Linked DNA regions of Homo sapiens: region 2 is linked to region 1. Evidence: read pairs that join two places in POLR2A ChIA-PET (ENCODE). Cell type or tissue: B cell. All regions are shown on one strand. Links, peaks and the distances in the headings refer to the core of each region. The heading gives the core; the rest is flanking DNA.

Evidence for each region. Peaks named below come from ENCODE experiments on the same cell type or tissue, not always from the same donor. Only the 100,000 strongest peaks of a DNase experiment are listed, where the experiment ranks them.
Region 2: POLR2A ChIA-PET joins it to region 1 with 7 read pairs; 5 of 35 experiments call an interaction of 5 or more read pairs at or near these places.

What each region holds. Positions count from the first base shown.
Region 1 is chr10:90,995,449-91,003,736 of GRCh38, forward strand. LOC124902479 (a long non-coding RNA gene) reads right to left here. Exons shown (of 2, transcript XR_007062238.1): 2 at 2,031-2,380. Among named protein-coding and RNA genes, the nearest start is that of LINC00502, 46 kb to the right of the region's middle. In B cell, for the core only: no CTCF peak of the experiment used is centred there; a DNase peak (open chromatin) is centred at 4,263; H3K4me3 peaks cover 598 bases; H3K27ac peaks cover 1,277 bases.
Region 2 is chr10:91,224,570-91,228,569 of GRCh38, forward strand. All of the region lies in intron 2 of PCGF5 (polycomb group ring finger 5), which reads left to right. Among named protein-coding and RNA genes, the nearest start is that of PCGF5, 5.9 kb to the left of the region's middle. In B cell, for the core only: no CTCF peak of the experiment used is centred there; no DNase peak of the experiment used is centred there; H3K27ac peaks cover 396 bases.

The sequences.
Region 1 (8,288 bases), core at 1,967-5,966:
TTTCTTTAAAGTCAGCTATTATATTTCTGTTTCCCTTTATGTCAATCAATTCTTGTGACAAACAATTTGGAATTTGTTGCATTTTTACATATTTAAAAAATGTGTTCAACCCACTAAAACTCTGAAACATTTAGAAGCATTATAGACAGATTAGAAAATTCTGTTTCTAAATTTTTTTGTGTTTTTTTTTTGCAAATATGAAAAAATGCTCAACATCACTAATGATCAGGGAAATATAAATCAAAACCACATTGTGATATCACCTTTCTCCTGCAAGAATAGCTATTAAAAAAAAAAAGATGTTGGCGTGGATGTAGGGAAAAGGGAACACTTCTACACTGCTGGTGGGAATGTAAACTAGTACAACCAATATGGAAAACAGTGTGGAGATTCCTTAAAGAATTAAAAGTAGATCTACCACTTGAATCAGCAATCTCGCTACTGGGTATCTACCCAGAGGAAAAGAAGTCATTATTTGTAAAAGATATTTGCACACACGTCTACAGCAGCACAATTCGCAACTGCAAAAATATGGAACCAGCCCAAATGCCCATCAAGCAACGAATGGTTAAAGAAGTTATGGTGAATACTACTCAGCCATAAAAAGGAACAAATTAATGGCATTCTCAGCGACCTGGATGGAACTGGAGACTATTTTTCTAAATGAAGTAACCCAGGAATGGAAAACCAAACATTGTACGCTCTCACTCGTAAGTGGGAGCTAAGCTATGAGGATGCAAAAGCATATGAATGATACAATGGATTTTGGGGACTTGGGGAAAAGGGTGGGAGGGGGTTGAGGGATAAAATAATACAAATTGGGTGTAGTGTATACTGCTTAGGTGATGGATGCACCACAATCTCACAAATCACCACTAAATGACTTACTCATGTAACCAAACACCACCTGTTCTTTAAAAACCTATGGAAATAAAACATTTTAAGAAATATATGCAAACATGAGGCCTGTGACATCCTTACATTGTTTTGGTGACCAAAAAAAACCACATAATTATGGAAAATGTTTGACATCCCTAACAGCAGGAACTACTTTTGTTAAGTTTCTGTGTCACTTTAGGCAAAATGCTTCCATTCTGTGTACCAGTTTTCCTCATGTGAAAAACAAGAGGGCTGGCAGATGAGTTCTGAATGTCCTACCAGCCCTAAGGTGCTCAGATGCATTCCTAACCTGCCCTAGCAGAGCCCAGCAGAAAACACAGGCTCTTGGGTAGATCCTGTTACATGAAACATTGCACATGCCCATGGTGGAATACTGTGCAGCCATGAAGAAATAAGGACACTCGGTATGTGCTGGTCTGGATGGAGTTCCAACGTATCATTTAAAGAAAACAGCAAAGCAAAGAAGAGTATGTAAAATGGGATCCCTTTTGTATACTTTTTTTTAAAAAAAAGAACAGATGGATAAATGGATATGGAGTTGCTGGTATAAACACTTTTGGGTACAGAGATTTAGTGGTTAACAGTTAAGAATGGTTGACAGTTATGAGAAGAGAAGTTAAGGCATGGAAGCTCGCTCTTAGTCACTCTCTTTTTTCTTTGCACTTTTAAAAAATATTTGAGGCCAGGAGTGATGGCTCTCACCTGTAATCCTAGCACTTTGGGAGGCTGAGGCAGGTGGATCACTTGAGATCAGGAGTTCAAGACCAGCCTGGACAACATGGCAATACCCCATCTCCACTAAAAATACAAAAATTAGCCAGGCATGGTAGCAGGTGCCTGTAATCCCAGCTACTCGGGAGGCCGAGGCAGGAGAATCATTTGAACCCAGGAGGTGGAGGTTGCAGTGGGCCGAGATCATGCCACTGCACTCCAGCCTGGGTGACAGAGTGAGACCTTGTCTCAAAAAAAAAATTTTTTTTGAATGGTGTAACTCAGCATGTATAATACTATATACATATATATGTATATGTATGTTGTATATGTATGCATGTGTATATATATTTCAGATATCATATATACTATATATATGTATATATCAGCAGGAGTTTTCACAACAGGGACACTGAACATCATTTTTTTCTGCTTTATTTTCTTACTTCTACTTTTCTATTTAAAAAACTTGTAAAGAAAAAAGAAGTAAAAGACTAAAGTCCTCATAATATACCTGTATTCATTGGCTAGGACTGCTGTAACAAAGTACTACAAACCGGGGGTCTTAAACAACAAAACCGTATAGTCTCACAGTTCTGGAAGCTAAAAGTCTGAACTCGAAGTGTCAGCAGGGCTGGTTTCTTCTGAGTGCTGTGAAGGGGAATTTGTTCCAGGCCTCCTTCCTTGGCATGGGGATGACCATCTTCTCCCCGTGTCCCTTCCCATCATCTTCCCTCTGTGTGCATCTGTCTCTGTATCCAAATTTCTCCTGTTTAGAAGGACACCAATCACATTGAATTAGGGCCTGTCCTGATGACCTCATTTTAACTTGATTACATCCGTACAGACTCCATCTCCAGATAAGGCTGCATTCTGGGGCACTGGGAGTTAGAACACTAACATATCTTTTATGGAAGGAAACAATTTAACCCACAAGTATACCTAATATGACAAAATTCATAGAAATAGAGAAAATAAATACCTTATTTTTCTGGAGAAGGTAGCATTGGACTTCATTCTTGAAGGATAAATTGGCCTTTATCCTTGACTAGAGAGAAGTAGTTAATTTCAATAGCCCTTTCCCTTCTTTCCCTGGAGCAACATGAGGAAATGTGTGGTTGGAAATGAAGATTACATATGACCAGTACACTCAAGAAAACTGTCTGCTTGAAAATCAATGTTTCATTAAGTTCAGTGAACATAACATGAGACAGAACTGATGGGGCCAGATTAAGGGAGTAGATCTAAGTGGAATACAAGAAAGAACGTCAAAATACCCAGAGCTGTCCTGGCATGGAAATCGGCCATCCCATAAGTAAGTGATGCCTGGGGAAACGGAGCCTGTTTCACTGGAAAGGCAATTGGATTAGATCAATTCTTGTCTTCTCGTCAAGTCCGGCCTGGCCCAAGGTTACAGGGAGAAGCCTTGGGTAGGGGACAGGTGTAAGAGCGTTATGAACCAGTAACTCTCCCACTTGGGGAGAAACAAAACCCCAAGTACAGGAAGAGTAGTTCTTTTCTAAAATCTGAACTAATGACAATGGAGGGGACAAAGGATTAGGGGGAGAAGATGCTTACTTTAATGAGGAGGCTTTGATTTTTCAGAACAAAGCTTTGTAGCCATGTTTTTGGGGAGCCACAAAATCCAGGTCCAATACATGGGGTCAAGAGTATGAGAATTTTGGCCCAAGATGGATAAACCTGGGCCTCAACAGCTGCCACCCACTCTGGAAATTGGTATGTTCAGAGAATGTAAGCACTTGAGACTATTTCTAGTTCCAGCTGCTCCATGGTATTAATAAAGGTCTAATTGCTAAAACCACGTGGAGTGGACATGGTGTTCATTTTCCTGACACATGCAAAATGTGGTTTGGAGGCTGAGCTGTCAGGCCCAAATCGCCCCCAGATATTGCCTGTTGCAAGCACATTTTATCACCACGCAAGGCTTGCTAAGCTTGGTGGATGGCCTCATTTGGGCTATTTGTATCCTAACACTGGGGCCAATGTGACAGGTTAGCGTTCCTATCAGAGCAACATGGCACAAAACTTCCTTCTAGCCCCATTCCCCAGGTAATGTGGTGTGGAGAAAGTCCATCAGACTGTTACGCCGAAAGACAAAGGAGCGGTTTGTCCAGCATATAGAACAGGTTTATAAAGCGTCTCCCCGTTCTCACCAGATAATTGAACATAGAGGATGCCAGAGACTGTGTAGACAGTTAGGCTTCCTTTGCAAATGGGGGTGGACAGGGATATAGCTACCTGTCTGTGCCGGGAGAGAAACGAGCTGTCCCCTACTCAATGCTGGTAGGGGACAGTTCCATCTTCTTGTCCCACCCTCCCCACAAAGAGTGGTTGCTGTCTCTCCTCCAAGTCTAAATGTATTTTACTACCTTATTGCCTTATGGTACAACAATACACATTCACAAAAGCTAGTCATAAGTTGCCCCATGCTAAAAATACTAAATTCTATAAATTTATATTTTAATACATATCTCCATTTTTTAAAAATATGGAATGCCTCACGAATTTGCATGTCATTTTTTTAATGGGGAATCTCCCTCTCTAAATTTACTCATTTCTATTTTCTGGCACACAAGGGGAGTTCCCAGCTAGGGCTTAGTTCCCTATTGGGTTTTCCATGCAGGGTTTAGATTTAAAGCATTAAATGACCCTTATGAGGGATTCCATAGAAATACGCATTGCTGACTTATGGGCCTGCATCCATGGACACATCAATCCCTGAGTTTTAAGAAGCCCTGGATATTGATTGACAAGCTGTATAACATGGTAATTATGAGCCAGAACTTTGTAGTAAGACTACCCGGGTTAAAATACTAATTCCCCCATTTATGCCTCATGTGACCTTGGGGAAGTCTCTTAAGCTATCTATGCCTTGACTTTCTTAAATGTAAATCAGGAAATAGTGCTTCTGCATAGAGTAGTTGTGAAAATTAAGTTATCATGTATAAAACGCTTTGCCGTAAATGCCAGTCATATTATTATTGCCTCCACAAAAAGCATGTGGTTAGACCAAGTAAAAGTGAGGCCCTAGTAGCATCCTCTTGAACATGAGGATTGAGCTCAACATCCTCTGCTACTGGAGACCCAGTAAACAAATGCTGAAGTTGCACAGGTGATTCTCAACAGAGTTACACTGTTTCCAGTGTAACTGGTGTGTAGTGGTCATGAAATGGTTAAACAGAAAAATCAAATATGGTTTCTATTACTGGAGGAGTGGATGTTCCACGATGCTGATTAGGAAGTCCAACCTGAAAGAGGCTCTCTGAAGGGTCCTGGCCCATCGTAGCCAGAGACAGCTCAAAGAGAGACAGATATCCATGATTTATAGTGAGCTCAGCAAAGACGGATGAAGAGAGACCATCCTTTGACCAAGTGGCCAGCAGGAATTTTGCGGAACATTTTGTTTTGTTTTGGAGCTCAGCAGTGCCTGAGTCTGTGCAGTAGTCAGTAGGGACAGCTACAGCAGCTAGGGATAAAGAAGGTCCTTTAAGCCTGAGCGTAGTGGAACTGCTAGCAAGACAACTGGTGTGGTTCACAGGCCAAGTCCAGCAATTGATGTCAGAATGATGAAAGAGGATTCATACGTGGCCACATTCAGATGTAATCTGTTCAGAGCTATCTGCTCGGAAGACACTGTCATGCGCACTGTGGAGTGCTGAGAAGAGCCTCCCTGATCCTCCATCAGGGGTGTGAGCAGGACTTACTCCCCAGCTGCTGGTGCTTAGCCCTCAGGTGTGAATCCCTTCTGAAATTGCTTTAGTTGAGCTGCCTCACTCAGGGTCACATCGTTTCCAATGACTGACCGACCAACTTAGGGATACCAAGGTCTAGCCCTTTTGTCCCAACTCAGAATAGCCCTGAAGTTATCTCATCTTCAGAACTCCCCACAATAGCAGCTAAGACCCCTGAGATGACCCTGAGGCTTGACCTCTCCCTCTGCCCAATCCTGCTTCCTTTCCCTCCCTTCCATAGCTATATCTCCGACAGCACTCTCTAGTAGATGAGTTGTGTGCTAATCTCCAGGTCAGAATCTCCTTCCCTGGGGCACTGTGACTCTCAACTCATTGGCCATGGGCTGCTCTGCATTTCTTACTGGGTAGGTTGGGGCCATGTGACAGGGCTCTGGCCAATGGGAAGGGAACTTGCCTGTGGGATCATCCTGGGCTCTCCTCTTGTCATGGTGCCCTTGAGGGCAATATGTGTAAAGTGGTCCCATCAGCAGGGAGGAGAAAATAAGCCTTCACTCTGTTAAATCTCTGAGCTTTGGGTTTTGTTTTTGGTTTTATTTTCTTAACAAAGCCTAACTTATTCTGTCTTTTCTAATGCATCAGTCATGTTCATTTAAATACTTTTCTAATTCCAGAGTGAGAAGCAATGAAAAGTTAGTATCTGAACATACTCTGAAATATTAGTTATTTTTCATATATATCTTCTTAGGTTTAACTGTTGGGGAAAAATAACAGTTCATCCCACATCACAGATTTGGTTATTTTCAATAATAATATCTCTAATGAATTCTTTTCTTGGGTTTGTAAGTTTTAGTTATTATGAGGATAACATTTCTAATGAATTTTTTCTTGTGTATTTATAAAGTCTCAGGTTAAATGAATCATTTGTGTATTTTAACACGTGAATCTGAACAGAGTAGATCCAATTGAGAATTTCAGTCAGCATTCTGATGCCCTGAATAGAAAAGAGCCAATAAATATAAATGTAAATATGTACACACACACACACACACACACACACACTGATGGACTCTTAACTAACGCTAGTAAGTGTCTATTATATATACCGTGTTCCTGAAGTTCTGCTACAAGGTAAGGACTTCCTAGGTTTAGGGAGCTAATTGATCCATGAAAGAGGCAGACCATTTCCAAGCCTGCCATTGGGATGCAGTGTCGTGAGACACGCCAGGGTGCACAGGCAGCTGAAGGGAGGTGGTACTAAGCTTTGCCTGGGGAGGGCCAGAGAAGCCTCCACAGAAATGACTCTTAAGCTGCAAATTAGAGGGAACAGTCGGGGTTCACCAGGTTCATGAAGGAGGGAAAGGCATTCCAGGCAGAGATGTGCATAATAGCATAATGCATTCAGGACATGACAGGGCTGGCAAGGTGATGTTTGCCAGGTGCTATTGTTTGAATGTCCCCTTCAAAACTCATGTTGAAATTTAATTGCCATTGTGATGGTATCACAATGGGACCTTTAAAAGGTGATGAGGTCATGAAGGCTCTGCCCTCATGAATAGACTAATGCCATTATCAAGAGAGTCGCTTAGTTAATGAGAGAGTGTGTTCGTGATAAAAGGATGAGTTTGGCCCAATTTCCTGTGTCATCTTGTGTGTACACTTCCTAGCCATGGGGTGCTTTCCACCATGTTATGATGGAACAAGAAAACCCTCACCAGATGTGGCTATTCAATCTTGGATTCCCAGCCTCCAGAAGTCTGGGCCAAACAAATCTCTTTTCTTTATAAATTACCCCAGTCTGTAGCATTCTGTTGTAGCAGTAGAAGAGGGAGTCACACAGGAGGGTGGTGGTAGGAGACGAGCTTGGAGAGAAGGCACAAGCTGAGTTCTGGGTGGTAGGTCTGTATGCAGTGTCATGGGACTTGGACATTTCCACTTTATTTCGTTTACTTATTGCCATTTTTATTCTGGCCTTTTAAATTGTTGCTCTTCTCTTATCCAATGCAGACACAGTTTATTTCTGAGACATATAGTTTGCGAAATCAGAAACTTTAGGCATCATCAAAATAAATTTCCCACATTGCATACCAGTAAAAATAAGATTGCAGTGACTCTGAGCTGCCAGCTGCCACATGGCAGGCACTTAGTCCTTGGCCCCTAAGGCAATTCTAAAGATCCCTATAAGATGCTTTCTTATGTGTATTATTAAGACGACCAACTCATCCCAGCTTGTCCAGGACTTTCCTGGTTTTACCACTGAATGTTCTGGGGTCCAAGAACCTCTCAGTCCAAAGCAAACCAGGTTGCTCATCCTAAGTGTGTTTGGAAACATGTCTGACCTGCTCACGTGTTTTTGCTCAGGGCCCCTCCTCAAGCTGCCAAGCCACTGCCTCAGCCAAACACCCCAGGGAGCTCTGATAACCTCCAGCAACTCTCCCTGGCCAATCTCTGTTAGGCAACAGATGCCACCCTTCTAGCTTTGGGGAAGGAGACATAGCCCTCCTACACTGAGTTCCAGACATGCTTACCTACCCCCTACATCAACTTTCCAGAGCTCCACTGTATTAGTCTGTTCTCACATTGCTAATAAAGACATACCCAAGACTGGGTAATGTATAAAGAAAAAGAGATTTAATGGACTCACAGTTTCACATGGCTGGGGAGGCCTCACAATCATGGCAGAAGGTGATGGAGGAGCAAAGGCACATCTTATATGATGGCAGTCAAAAGTGTGTGTGCAGGGGAATTGCCCTTTATAAAACCATCAGATCTCATAAGACTTATTCACTACCATGAGAACAGCACAGGAAAATCCGCCCCCATGATTCAATTACTTCCCACCAGGTTCCTCCTACAACATGTGGGGATTATAGGAGCTACAATTCAAGATGAGATTTTGGTGGGGAGACAGCCAAACCATATCATTCCACCCCTGGCTCCTCCAAAATCTCATGTGCTCACATTTCA
Region 2 (4,000 bases), core at 1-4,000, 230 kb after region 1:
TAATTTATAGTGGGTCAGCCTCTTTGATATGATGACATTTGAACAGAAACCTGAAGGGACTGAAGGACTCTGTGGATATATGGGAAAGCAGTCTGTATAAAGGGAAAATTAAGTACAGAGGCCTTGAGATGGAAATACACTTGGCCAGTTTAAGGAATAGCAAATCAGTTAGAAGCCTATTACTGTAGGAAAGCTAAAAGATTATAGGGCCTCCAACCAAGGCTATAAGATATGAAATGGAGGTGGAGAAGGGTGGTTGTATTGTGGACATACTTTGAAGGAAGAACCAATTGGCTACCCTAGAGTTATATTCTACTTCCGTTTCCCGTTTCACCAAGCATGGAACCTGGACCCAGTCCACAGTGTGTTTTGTTTTGCTTCTTTGAACATTTGTTCATTGTTTTTAATTTTTGGATTCATCCAGCAAAAACTGTCAACTCTGGATGATGAGAAGAAGGCACAAACTCTCGCATTTCTATCTATATGCTACAAATTTTATATATGTCCTTTGGAAGAAAATTTTCTTTGGGTCATAGTGAAATCCCAATTTAAATGTAACTTTTAAAAAAAGGAAAACAAAAGATTATAGAAGTATAAACAATTAGCTTATAAGCAAAGGGATATATATATTTTTATATATATCATATATTTGATATATATCATATATGTATATATGATATATATCGTATATATGTATATACGATATATATCATATATAACATATATATAACATATATATATAACATATATGTATGTTCTCAACAGCAATTTAAAGCCTAAAGGGGTAAATTAAATGACAGTTTAACTGCACATGTCATCCTAGCCTGAAAGATCCCTTGGTGGCCATCAAGCCCTTTTACTGAGAGAGAATGAACATTGTAGAAATGTGATTTAAATACAATGGTAAGTCCCAAATGTGGCCTTTATCGTCAACAGAGAACACAGAAAGTAGAGTAAATGATGGAGTCAGGTACTCCATCGCATCTCTGAGGAGATCTGAGGATTCCGGTAGCACTAATCTTTATGTGCTCTCAGGTCCTTTGATTTCTGTATTGTTTGTTTGTATTTATATTGAAGCTTATAGGTGAAAACTATCCCACTTGCAAGGTATTCCCTTGTTAGAAATATTTATATACAAATAAATACAAATATATATTTATACAAATAAAAGAATACTTTGCAAGTGGGATAGTTTTTGCCTCTAAGCCTCAATATAAATACAAACAAATATTGATAACATAAATTGTACTGCAAAGCAGTATTCCTCAGCCTTTGGTTGGGTCTTTGATATGTGGTGATATCCTGGGTTTCAACTCTTCTACAAGGTTTTCTTATATATAATGTAGGATAGATACAGTTGTTCTGTGATTTGGGATGGTTATAAAATTAAATAACCAAATGGAAAGGCAGAAAGTGAGAAATGTTAAGTGACATTGTAGTACCATATAATATTTTAGATCTTGACTTAGGCATATACAAAGAGTATCTTACTTATTTTATACAAAGTCTACAATGTTATGATGCTACAAAGAATGAGTTAAGAATGAGTAAACGCTAGGTTTTATGGAGACTCATAAGAAAATATAAAGATTTTCGTCTTACTATTCAAGTTTGAAATGCATAAATGAAGCTTTATAATTGGTGTGCAAAACCAGACATAGAACCTGCCCTTCTGGACTCTCTGGTCAAGTGAAGAAAGAGTAATCAAGTTAAGAAATGTAAAAAAAAAAAAAAAAAAAAAAAAATGCTGTTAAGTGCAATGAGGAAGGACAGACTATGATATAATAGCAGATGTGTATCAGGATACTGGAGCAGAATGATATGCAGAAGAAACTCGTGTTTTGTGAAATTCCTGAAGCTACAGACCATATGCCATCTCAGGCAGATAGTAGCCCTTGAGTAGTGGTGCAGAGGACTACTTATGGGTGGGAGGCAGGGATTATTAGTAGCTCTCTCTGCTTTGATATGGGTAAATGAAGTTACTTCAGTCTTCTTTCAGATGACTATGCAAGTGCATTTCAACTCTTTCTCACCTCAAACCAGATAGGTTGGTGCTTCCCCATTCTCTCAGAGAGAAATTCTGGATCCAGCACTGCTGGGCTGCCCTGTAGAAGTAGGTAGATATAGAAAGAAGGGCCCAAAAGGTGAGCTCATCAAAAGGAAATAGGAGGTAGAGATGGTGGGGCAGCCCAGGGTCCTGGCAGGAGATGCAAAAAATCACATCATCATATCACATGATCACATTTGATGACATGATCAAATCAGCATCATAAAAACCACATATTTAGACTCTTCTTACCTACTAATACCTCTTCCCTTCAGTAGGCCAGGGACATTTGATAAATAGATAAAATTTTTAAATGAGTTAAAATTTTCAAACACAAATGAGTTTTAGCTTTAAATGATCACTTAATACTAGATGAACTAAATCCGCATTAACCATGGTTTACATGGCTGTGAGATAATTTTAATAGCCTAACAAACCAAAGGAAATAAACATGTCTGCACAAATAATTATTTTATTATTTAAACTAAGTAATTACATATCAGGCACTTTGCTAGCCACTGGGGGTAGAGTGGTAAATAAGATAAATGTGAAATGTATACACTATTGAGCAAACTTATATGCCAAGAAGAAATTTCTAACACATGTATTTAGATGTATGTTCTTTTTTTTTTCCTGTGTGAACTCATGTATTCTGAGACTTCAGCTACCTGTGCTGAGGCCTCTCAAATCTTTATTTTTGGCTTACGCTTTTCTTCTTAGCTGCAGAATCCTACTGGATGTCCACTTGGATGTCCTGAAGCCACCTGAAACTCAGCATATCTACGAATGATCAAATGGGATGCCAGCACTCAGTTATCCAAGCAAGAAATATGCTCCATGCTTGACTCTTTACCCTCACTAACAAAACTGGGCAAAGTCCTGCTGGTCTCTCTCTTTAATACTTCTCAAATCTGTCCCTTTAGTTTCATCCCTCTGTTACTGTTCTCATTCAGATTCTTATTACATCTCACCAAAGCCACTGCAGCACATTCTTAACTGTGTCCAAGTGGTAATAATTAAAAACAGCTTACTGTCTTTATCATTATCACTCTTAACCCACCCTAAAATTTCCTAAAGGTATCCCGTTGACCTCAGGATACATTAAAGCTACTTAGTGGTGACTGGTTTCTGCCTACCACTTCCTCCCCTACCACCTAACACTCACACATACAAATACTTGGTTCAACTGTTTGCTCTCCTTGAAATGAATGCCTCCTCTGTGCCCAGCTAGCAGTTACCCATCCTTTAAAACTCATCCCCTCTAAGATGTGCCCTACCACCTGCAGATTTGGGTTAAGTGTCTCAATAAAATCTTAAATGAATAAATGCATGGCTAATAAGTTATTTTATTGTGTATTTTTCCTTTCAAAGATTCAAATGCAGTGATAGGTAACTTGAAACATGTAGGCATTGTTGGTTAGGAATTACAAATTTAGGAAAACTGTCTCCTAGGATCTACATAGGCATCTTTGGGGTCTTAGGGAGAGGGAGAGACTCTGGACTGGGGACTAGAAATTGATGGCCCTAGATTAAGGGATGTTCTGTCTCTTTCACCAGGTGACCCTGGTGAAAAGAGAAACTTTAAAGCTGCTTAGAATGTATCTGCTGGGTGGTATAGGTTGTTGATTTAAAACAAAAGACTTTTTACTTAAACTAAGGACAAAGGGGCTATGTTCCAGCAGCTCAAATGTGACCAATACAGTGTATTGGTTCTTAACCCTTTTGTGGTCAGAGGCCCCTCTAAGAATCTAGTGATTCTTTCCTCAGAAAAAAAAAGGATGTTTATAGACATAGAATTCTGTGGTACAGAAAAGGAAAGCTTTCTTTCCTCTTTCTGCTCTTCAGAGATTATGGCAGTAATCCCTAACCTAAGAATAAATTATTTGCAAAAACACATTGTTATACTAATTTTTTAACTTCTACAAAGAAGGATTAATTGATAATATAGTTGAC